Regions from separate parts of the Homo sapiens genome. Here region 2 is linked to region 1. The links are chromatin loops, found by intact Hi-C in ENCODE. Cell type or tissue: Calu3. All regions are shown on one strand. Each heading gives the region's core, and the rest is flanking DNA. Links, peaks and the distances in the headings are about the cores only.

Region 1 (5,389 bases), core at 307-5,306:
GCATGAAAGGAGTTTGGAAAAATCATACCCACCTGGTTAGGATGTAAGTTATTTGCTCAGCTGTCTTCTAATCTGAAACTAAATGGTTAGAAAGGACCATGGTCCCATTTAGAAATCTCTAGAGAAAGACTGTCTCCCGTGTATCACAATTGAGGCTTTCTCCTTCAGGTTGCATATGAATAACACAACCCATGTACCAAAAGCACCCATATGAACTTCTACCCATGTCTATCTTGATCTACACTATAGGAAGTGATAGACTCATCCAGAACCAGTTTCCTTGGTGACAAATATTTTTAAGTACGGATTTGCAAAGGTAATCACATTCGTAAGCTAGTACAAGAAAAATACCACAAATGCAGCAGCAGAATGGCACCATTGTTTATAATAGACAATAAGTGGAAACAACCCACATGTCCATGGACTGATGAATGAATAAATAAAATGCAGTATATCCATATAATAGGATACTATCTGGCAATAAAAAATAATGAAGTACTAATACATGCTACAACATGGATGATAGCATTATGCTAAGTGAAAGTCATAAAGAACAACATATTGTATTATTCCATTTATGTGAAATGTCCAGAAAAGACATATCTATAGAGACAGAAAGTAGATTAGCCTAGGGCTGGGGGAAAGTTGGGGGAAAATAGGAGTGATGATTTAGGGATGTGAAATTTCTTTTTGAGAAAATGAAAATATTCTAAAACGATCATGGTGATGGTTGCACAACTCTGTGAATACACTAAAAGCCATTGAGTTGTGTACCTTAAATGGCTGAATTGTATGGAATGTGAATTATGTCTCAATAAACCTTTGTAAAAAAGAATGGCACCATTGCCTCATGAAGATTTTTTTTAAGTCATCAAGAAATCTAGTCTCTAATAGACTTTTTAAAAGGGTGCCTTGATCTAATAATTAAGATTTTTAAATCACCTAGGAACACAGAAGGCTTATATTTTAATTACCCAAGATAGTTTTAAGAGGAAATATAATACAGGGAGAGAAAGAGAAATTAGGCAGGTTGCTTAACTTTTTTGAGCATCAGTTTCCCCAGTAGGGAATGAGCACACTGATTTCATTCTCTACTGGACTTCTGCTGAGACCAGTGGACTCGTTGCTCTGTCCTGTACCTCAACTGAGGAGAGGAGAGGAAAGTTGGAAAGATAAGACAGGGAAGAGAGAAGGGGTCCTCCTTTCAGGCCAGTATCAATTGCTCTTCTCAAACATCCTACTTCTGTGTTCCAAAGTGAACCTTCTCAAATTCACAGTAATATCCCATATGCCTGTGCCTCTGCATATGCTACCATCCCTGTCCAGAATACCCTTTTCTGCTTGCTAGCTAGGCCAACTCCCACTCATCGCTCAGGATTCAAGTGTTAACTCTCTATGAAGCATTCCTCTACTTCAGACTCAGGTGACCACTCCTTTTGGTGCCTGCATAGTATCAAATCTTCCCTTCATTTCTGCAACTTGCTCTAAATGGCATGTATTTGCCTGCAATTACTTCTCCTTGATTCATCTTTATGTCCCTGGGTCTAGGGCAGTGCCGTGCAATGGAGGGCACTCTCAGTCAGTGGATCAGAGTCTTCCTCACACCACGATGACTAGTATAAATTCCTAACAATAGGCAAGAGCTCACAGCAGAGTGACTTCTGAAAACGGTTTCATTAACTAATGACCTTGAGGAGGCATTAGCTAGATTCTTGCTTGCCAGTGAATTTGAAGAACCAAAGGTCTTGCCCAGGACATTGAGGTCATAAAATAAATAGCTTCCAAGAGAGCTTTTTTCCAAGTAAATTTTTTTCAGAGAAAAGCTTAGAGGAATACATAAACATCATATCATCTTTTATTTCTCAGTCAGCATGTAATGACATATATCCTTCTCAACACTCAAACTATTTTTTATTTTTTATCATGTTGATGGAAATTTTGTAAAAATGTATCTAAGCTTTGTTGAACAGTATATTCTGAACTTAAATTGGTCTTTTAATTGTATCGCTACATTTGACCTAATTGATTGTGTGGTGCTTTTAATGTTGTGATCAATTCAGAGGTTCTCAAAAGTGCAAGGGTGTGGCCGGGTGTGGTGGCTCATGCCTGTAATCCCAGCACTTTGGGAGGCTAAGGGGGGCGGATCACGAGGTCAGGAGTTTGAGACCAGCCTGGCCAATATGGCGAAACCCCATCTCTACTGAGAATACAAATATTAGCCGGGCGTGCTGGTGGGCGCCTGTAGTCCCAGCTACTTTGGAGGCTGAGGCAGGAGAATCACTTGAACCCAGGAGGTGGAGGTTGCAGTGAGCCGAGATCGTGCCACTGCACTCTAGCCTGGGTGACAGAGTGAGACTCTGTCTCAAAAAAAAAGAAAAAAAAAAAAGTGCAAGGGTGCATTCACAGTCTCCAGATAACTAAGTTTTGAGTTTTATTTTACTTTGAATAGTTTTCCTATCTTCTATTGTGGCTGTCAGTATCTCCACCTACCTATAGTCCCCAGCCAAATATGCTGCTTCTGATTTTCTGGATGCTAGGAATACACCGACTGTTAAGACACTCTGAAAGAATTAATAGTCTTCGAGTGAAGTCCTGATAGGCTCTTCAGGGAGTAGAATTGATGGATTTGTGATAGGCCTGAAGTGTCTCTTGGTATAATGTTTTTGCTTACGTTCAGTTTCTTGGTCTTTATTTAGGTAAGTGTGGTGCTACTCAGTTTATTTAACTAGTTTGCTATGGTGTGTTGCAAAAGTTCTGAATGTTAATGGTCACTTACAAAGTATTTCCAGGGTGTGACTGGCCTATCACATAGTCAGTCATTGTGTTGACATTGTTCCTTCTTTAATTCTTCAAATCTAAGCAATAGGCAGTGACTCATTTCCTCTTAAGATGCTGCTTGGGCAATATATATAGTGAGACCTTATCTCTACAAAAAAATTAAAAATTAGCAGAGCGCGTTGGAGCACAGTTGTAGTCCCAGCTAGCTACATGAGAGGATTGCTTGAGCCCAGGAGGTGGAGACTGCAGTGAGCCTGTGATGCACCACTGCACTCCAGCCTGGGCGACACAGTGTGTCTCTAACAAAACAAAACAATATGCTGCTACCGGAAAGATACTAAGCAAATGAAAACCTTATAGAGCAGTGGTCCCCAACCTTTTTAGCATCAGCAACGGGTTTTGTGGAAGACAGTTTTTTCCCTGGGCAGGGAGGGGGCATGGTTTCAGGATGAAACTGTTCCATCTCAGATCGAGGTATCGTATTCTCATAAGGAGCACGCAACTTAGATCCCTTGCATGCACAGTTCATCACAATAGGGTTCCCGCTCCTATGAGAATCTAATGCCGCCACTGCTCTGACAGGAGGCAGAGCTCAGGCAGTAATGCTGGCTCGCCACCCAACTCCTGCTATGCGGCACAGTTCCTAACAGGCCATGGACCAGTGCCGGTCCACAGCCCAGGGACTGGGGACCTCTGTTATAGAGGAGAAAATAAAAATGCGCAGAAAAGGACAAATACTGTAAAACAAACTTCTAGAAGTTGAAAAAAAATTAACTCTTCTATTCTAATCATAAGCCTATTCCCAACCTCTACTATTCAACTATTTACATCTTAGAGACAGACATTAGCAATACCTAGTTGAAAGAGAACCTAGGCAGAACACCTGATGGATCATTAATAAAATACATAAACATTCCATGTAATGGGCACTTTCCTCATGGTGAAGATCACAATTATAACTGATGAATAGCATAACACAAAAGCTTAAGACCTTCTAATAAAAGAAACACAAACTGGGCATTCTTGGGTATAATAATACCATCTTTAGAACATGACTTAAATTTTTCACACAGCATTCCCTTTAAGATAAATGAGCAAAAAGATTTCCACATAAAGAACCATTGGTAGTTTTAAGGGTACTGAAAATAAGCCTGAGTTAAAACAATTAAATACTTTGAACCATAGGAAAAGCAAAGATCTGCTTCCATATTAAAAAATACAAATTACAGATTATAATAAACATTACAAGTGAGGATATCTGAAGATATTTTATTTCCTTCTGGTGAATGGTAGTAGGAAGATATTTAGAAATGCATACATTCTTAAGCGACTATGTAATTGATGTTCTGCTGTTGAAAAGTTAAAATTCACATGAAACGTTTTAAAAATTTACAATTTAAATGTTTTTTCCTAATTTTCAATCAATACATGCTAATTGATTATTTTCTTAAAATATCAGTTTGAGAAGAGTTCTTAGACTCAATTTTATTGCAATAATTTTTTAAAGTAAAGATCTGTCTTTGGTTTCTTCAACTAAAATAGCAATATAAAATATTCAGTTACATTAGGTTTACCATTTTGCATATTTTGTAAACTATTTTATTTTCTCATAAAAATAATACATTTCATCGTCATATTTGGAAAAAAAATCCACAACACATAAAGAAAAAACATAAAAAAGAATAGACCAGGTGTGATGGCTCACACCTGTAATCCCAGCACTTTGGGAGGCTGAAGCAGGTGGATCACCTGAGGTCAGGAGTTCAAGACCAGCCTGGCCAAAGTGGTGAAACTCCTTCTCCACTAAAAATACAAAAAATTAGCCGGTTGTGGTGGCGGGTCCCTGTAATCCCAGCTACTTGGGAGGCTGAGGCAGGAGAATTGCTTGAACCCAGGAGATGGAGGTTGCAGTCAGCTGAGATCACGGCACTGCACTCCAGCCTGGGCGACAGAGTGCCTATCTCTATAAAATAATTTTAAAATTAGCCAGATGTGGTGGCACATGTCTATAACGCCAGCTACTCAGGGGGCTGAGGTGGAAGGATAGCTTGAGACGGAAGGTCAAGGCTGCAGTGAGCCATGATTGTGCCACTGCACTCCAGCCTGAGTGACCCAATGAGACCCTGTCTCTAAACAAAAACAGAAACAAGGCTGAACATGCCTCTCAGTTTGAATTAATCAATAAATAGAATTCAAATGCATTTTTAGTAATGATATTTATCATATACTAAATGCGTAGTACTGCCAGGTCAACAATTTTTTTTTTTTTTTTTTTTAAGACAGAGTCTCGCTGCGTCGCCCAGGCTGCAGTGCAGTAGCGCGATCTTGGCTCACTGCATCCTCCGCCTCCCAGGCTCAAGTGATTCTCATGCCTCAGCCTCCCGAGTAGCTGGGATTACACGCATGGACCACTGTGCCTGGCTAATTTTTGTATTTTTAGTAGGAGATGGGTTTTGCCATGTTGGCCAGGCTGGTCTCAAATTCCTGGCCTCAAGTGATCTGCCTGCCTCCACCTCCCAAAGTGCTGGGATTACAGGTGTGAGCCACCACACCCAACCCAGGTTAACAATTTTTACAAAATCAGAGTTCAAATTCCTATAATCATGTATAC
Region 2 (5,389 bases), core at 92-5,091, 87 kb after region 1:
ATCATTATATATTTTTCTGGAACAAAAGAGAAAATAATTGTATATTATCTAGTTCTCTTATGAGCTAAACATAGCTCTGACACTATAATTCAATAAAGATGTGATACACCAAAAAATTTTAGTAAGACAAATCCTACTATAAATATTAGATATAAAATAGTTAAAATGCCAGCAAACAGTTCAAAAATACATTAAAACCTTAACCTGGGCTGGGCAAGGTGGCTTATGTCTGTAATCCCAGCACTTTGGGAGGCCAAAGTGGGAGAATTGCTTGAGCACAGGACTTCAAGACCACCCTGGGTAACACAGTGAGACCCCCATCTCTATAAAAACTTTTTTTTTCTTTGTTTCGAGACAAAGAGTCTTGCTCTGTTGCCCAGGCTGGGTGAAAAAAAAATTAAAATAAGCATAATGAAGAGTATTTCTTACAATTTTTTTTTTTGAGATGAAGTTTTGCTCTTGTCACCCAGGCTGGAATGCAGTGGCATGATCTTGGCTCACTGTATCCCTCGCCTCCCAGGTTCAAATGATCCTCCTGCCTCAGCCTCCTGAGTAGCTGGGATTACAGGCTTGCACCACCACACCTAGCTAATTTTTTTATTTTTAGTAGATATGGGATTTCACCATGTTGGCCAGGCTTGTCTTGAACTCCTGACCTCAGGTGATCCGCCTGCTCAGCTTCCCAAAGTGCTGGGATTACAGGCGTGAGCCACCATGCCCAGCCTTTCTTAAAAATTTTAAAAAGTCAGTTATACCTGGTAAAGATGTATTCTTTTGTCTTTTTTTTTTTTTTTTGAGACAGAGTCTCCCTTTGACACCCAGGCTGGAGTGCCCTGGTGCAATCACAGATCACTGCAGCCTCCACCTCCTGGGCTCAAGGGATCCACCTACCTCAGCCTCCCCAGTAACTGGGGCCACAGATGCACACCACACATGGCTAATTTTATTTGTATGTTCTGTAGGGACAGGATCTCAAAATGTTTCCCAGGCTGGTATGAAACTCCTGGGCTGAAGCAATCCTCCCACCTTGGCCTCCCAAAGTGCTGGGATTATAGGGTGTGAGCCACTGTGCCTGGCCTAAAGATTCATTCTTTATCATCATTATTAAACATTTCACATTGTTTATCATCTTTAGTGACTGTAATAAAATACGAAACAGAAAAAAGAGAAACAGTGGAAGGGCAAAAACAAAAAATATATATTTTTTAGAATATATGATTGCATAGCAAGAAAATTAAAAAGAATCACCTCATAACTACTATAATTAATAAAAGAACACAGATATTGGCCAGGCACGGTGGCTCATGCCTGTAATCCTAGCACTTTGGGAGGCTGAGGCGGGCGGATCACGAGGTCAGGAGATCGAGATCACCCTGGCTAACACGGTGAAAACCATCTTGGCTAACATGGTGAAACCCCGTCTCTACTAAAAAATACAAAAAATTAGCCGGGCGTGGTGGCGGGTGCCTGTAGTCCCAGATACTCGGGAGGCTGAGACAGGAGAATGGCATGAACCTGCGAGGCGGAGTTTGCAGTGAGCCGAGATCATGCCACTGCACTCCAGCCTGTGAGACAGAGCGAGATTCTGTCTAAAAAAAAAAAAAAAAAAAAGATATTAAATGTTAATGCTGCTAAAATCAGTATATTTCTGTAAAATCATCAAAACCCAATTAGAATGTATGTAAAATAAACTCACCCAAGCAAAATGAGTGATATGCATGATCTTTATAAGGAAAACTACAATGCTGATTGAGAGATACAAATGAAGACTTAAATGGGGAAAACACCATATTCTTCAACAGGAAAAATAAATATCATAAGGACCTTTTTTTTTCAAACTGTCTTACAGATTTGATGCAATTGTAATTAAAACATAATTTTTGGATGCCATAAAAGAATGATTAGAAATTCATGAGAAAACATATTTTATCTGATAATAAAATACATTACTCTCAGATAATTAAATATATTACTATCAGATAATTAAATGCATTACTACGGTTTAAAACAATGCCTCTGATTAATCTCCCCTCCTCTCCAATATTAATGGGAGAGCAAGCTCCCTAAGACCTCTGGGTCACACTGAAGCAGGATCTTGGTTGATGTTGATTTCCTTTCCTTTTTTCCCTTTTTTCCCGTGGTCTGCCCTCTGGTGATCTAAATCAGCACCTACGTTTTCACTGCAGCAAGACAGTTCACAACTTGTTATGGAAAGCCAAGGAATTAGGAGTGAGTGCCTGGGTCAAAAGGGCATTAAATGACATCTTCCAATCCTACTTCCTATATAAAATAATATGACGTCTTGGTTTGGCAAAAAACGCTGACAATTTTTAAAGCATGATGTTTCTTTTCTGTATGCTTGCAAATTTCCATAATGAAAAGTTAAAAATAGAAACAACAAAAAATTATTGCTCCCACAAATATGTGACCAATATATAAAAGAATCCTCAGTCACATTAACAATTAAACAAAGGCAAATTAAAACAAGTAAAAATTTTTTTTCATTCCAGACCAAAAAGAACATTGAAACGCTAATACCTTTTAGCGCTAAAGAGGATATGGGAAAATAAGCAGCCAATCTTTTGGGGAGGGTATTACTGCTATCTTTTGGAGGGCAATTAAGTAATACCAATGGAAAATTTTATTGTTCCAAAAACATTTCATATCCTTACACCCAGAATTCCACTTTTATCTTATGAAAACACCCAGGGAAGAATGCAAAAATATATGTACATGAATGTTTATTGTACCATTGTTTATGAGAGCGAAACATTGGGAATGAGTATGAATAAGTACTTATTAAATAAGTTAAGATACATCATACAATGGAACACATGCATCTTTTATTTATTTATTTATTTATTTATTATTTTTTAGAGACAAGATCTCACTCTGTCACCCAGGCCGGAGTGTACTGGCGCAGTCAGGGCTCACTGCAGCCTTGACCTCCCAGGCTCAAGCAAACATCCCACCTTAGCCTCCCGAGTAGCTGGGACTACAAGCAGGAGCCAACAAGCCCAACAAATTATTGTTTTTTTTGTAGAGATGGTGGTTCCACCATGTTGCCAGGCTGGTCTTGAACTCCTGGGCTTGAGAGATCTGCCTGCCTTGGCCTCCCAAAATGCTGGGATTACAGGCATGAGCTACGGCATCTGGCCCATGCATCCTTTTAAAAGAAAATCTCTTTTTATCAACACAGAAAGATATCCTTGGAAAATTAAGTAATGAAACAACTCGTATAAATGAGAATGGCCACATTTTGGTTAAAGAAGATAATAATATACGTTAATATGTTCATTTAAAAAAATGTGGAGGCCAATAACCAAACAATTACAATGGTTTTCTTTAGATAGTAAGAAAAATGGGAGACTTTCACTTTCTTCATTGTGTAGTTCTGTAATGTTTGATTTTTTCAAGGCACATATATTATTGTTAAGCTCAATGTCCTGGGTTCCAAATATGAATCTTGAAGTTATCATCATCATTTTCCCCAGAATATTCTAAAAGGGACTAGAGTAAATAGGACACTCATTGATTTCCTTACTTGTCTGACAAGGATAAAGCCCAAGCTAGTGGCCTCCACAGTGGGTGCACAAGATGATCCATTGATGCTCAGAGAAAAAGTATGCGAACATCAACATACATATTTTAATCTCATCCTTTGTTAATTTCCATTGTCAACTTTTGTTTTTAAATCATACATTATATAATTATTTATATTCATAAATGTATATTACATGTATATCATTTGTACATAAATATATACTCATATATTACGGGGAGTGTTCAAACATTTTTTTATTGATGGAGTATCTGATCAAAAGAGTTTAGAGTCCATTAATTTAGGTCAAAGCTGCCTTTAAGAGAACTTGAATTAGAGCTAAGGTAGACATAAACATTTTCCATAAGTTAGTTGTCCTCCCCAAAGTCACTAATACAGTACTTAAAAGGAAAAAAATCAGGAAAATAGGTGAGAAAACACAATGGAAGACACATGAAAGAGTCAACTCAGTAAGTAATAAAAGGTAGAAGAGAAGAAAGTAAAACGGACAGAATGATTATTTACCTATACACAAATCAAATAATAAAACAATGGGGAAAACCTTAATGAATAAAGAAAGGGAAGTCAAAATGCAGGAATAGTCCCACAAAACATTTAGAGATGAAGAAACCACATTCTATCCTGAAAAAAAAGCAAATTGTCAAACAGTTGGAATTTAGAATGTAACACATCTGTAGTTCTATGTTTTCAGCCTAATGCTTCAAGCATAGTATGCACTCAATGAGTAAAGAAAGAAAGGATTTTAGGTTATAGCATTTTACACCAAATTAATGTGTTTAGCTGCAATTTGAAAGCTTAATGTGTTTTTGTTATTTCTCTATTTTAAATTGAGCTGCTGAATATTTTATAGATTATGAGAAACAGAAAACAAAAAAATTGAAAAAACAATGGCAATTTTGTGATGTTACATTTGCAAATGCAATGAAAAAGGTAACAACTCATTGGGAGAATTTCAAAATATGACAGGTAATTATTTATTTGCCAACCCATGGAAACCTCCTCTATTCCTTTGCCGTTATATGAGCCAAATAATCAAATAAGAATATTTGCAATGAACTTATAATTTAGAACTTCTAAAATTTCTAGAGCCAGAATAAAGGCAATTAACAGGATTAAAGCAGTGACCTTTTTCCTGCTCTTGAAAGCTGAATTCATTAGTGACGTTCTATACGGTCTATAAATTATTTTTTAAAATAACACTTCCATTGTGTGGGTATTTTTAAGCCTATTGCTAATAGTTACTTTAAGCCCTCTGATCTAGAATGTAAGCATGTTTTGTTAGTGTTAAAACAAAATGAAATCCTGTTTTGCAGTAGTTACAACTTTACCATCTCTCCCAGGGGCAGCAAAGATAAATAGATTATTTTTAGGCAAATGTAAGGCACTATATTCTTAGATTATCATTCAGATATTCATCAAATATTCAATGAGGGTTTCTCAGTGCCAAACATTGTGTTGGAGTTGGAGATCCACTCGTGAAATTAATGAGTCAGCCTCCTCCAGAATTCACAATAGTCTTTCCTTGATTAATTTTGCAATATCCAAACTATCTGAGATATATCTGTGCATGTGTATGGATGTGTAGACTCATGAATATAAAACACTACTATAAAAAAGATAACTACTTAACATTTAACCATGATTATTGTAGGAGGTGCAATACTTAACTCTTAAAAAAAGTAAGTAGAAGTATCTTTAAAAGCCGCATAATGTGTGATTCAACAATTCTACTTTTAGGAATTCATCTTCACAAAATGATAAAGGTTAGTGGCAAATATTTAATTACAAGGGTGCTCATAGTAGAATTATTATTATTGTTGTTATTAT

Evidence for each region. Hi-C counts contacts between places; a loop is a spot of excess contacts. Peaks named below come from ENCODE experiments on the same cell type or tissue, not always from the same donor. Only the 100,000 strongest peaks of a DNase experiment are listed, where the experiment ranks them.
Region 2: a loop joins it to region 1, with 6 times the contacts of the local background. A loop is called at or near these places in 46 of 110 quality-filtered maps.

What each region holds. Positions count from the first base shown.
Region 1 is chr2:55,422,744-55,428,132 of GRCh38, forward strand. No RefSeq gene overlaps it. Among named protein-coding and RNA genes, the nearest start is that of CCDC88A, 5.6 kb to the left of the region's middle. In Calu3, for the core only: no CTCF peak of the experiment used is centred there; a DNase peak (open chromatin) is centred at 3,008.
Region 2 is chr2:55,509,546-55,514,934 of GRCh38, forward strand. No RefSeq gene overlaps it. Among named protein-coding and RNA genes, the nearest start is that of CFAP36, 7.5 kb to the right of the region's middle. In Calu3, for the core only: CTCF peaks have their summits at 2,152 (motif pointing left) and 2,377; a DNase peak (open chromatin) is centred at 2,156.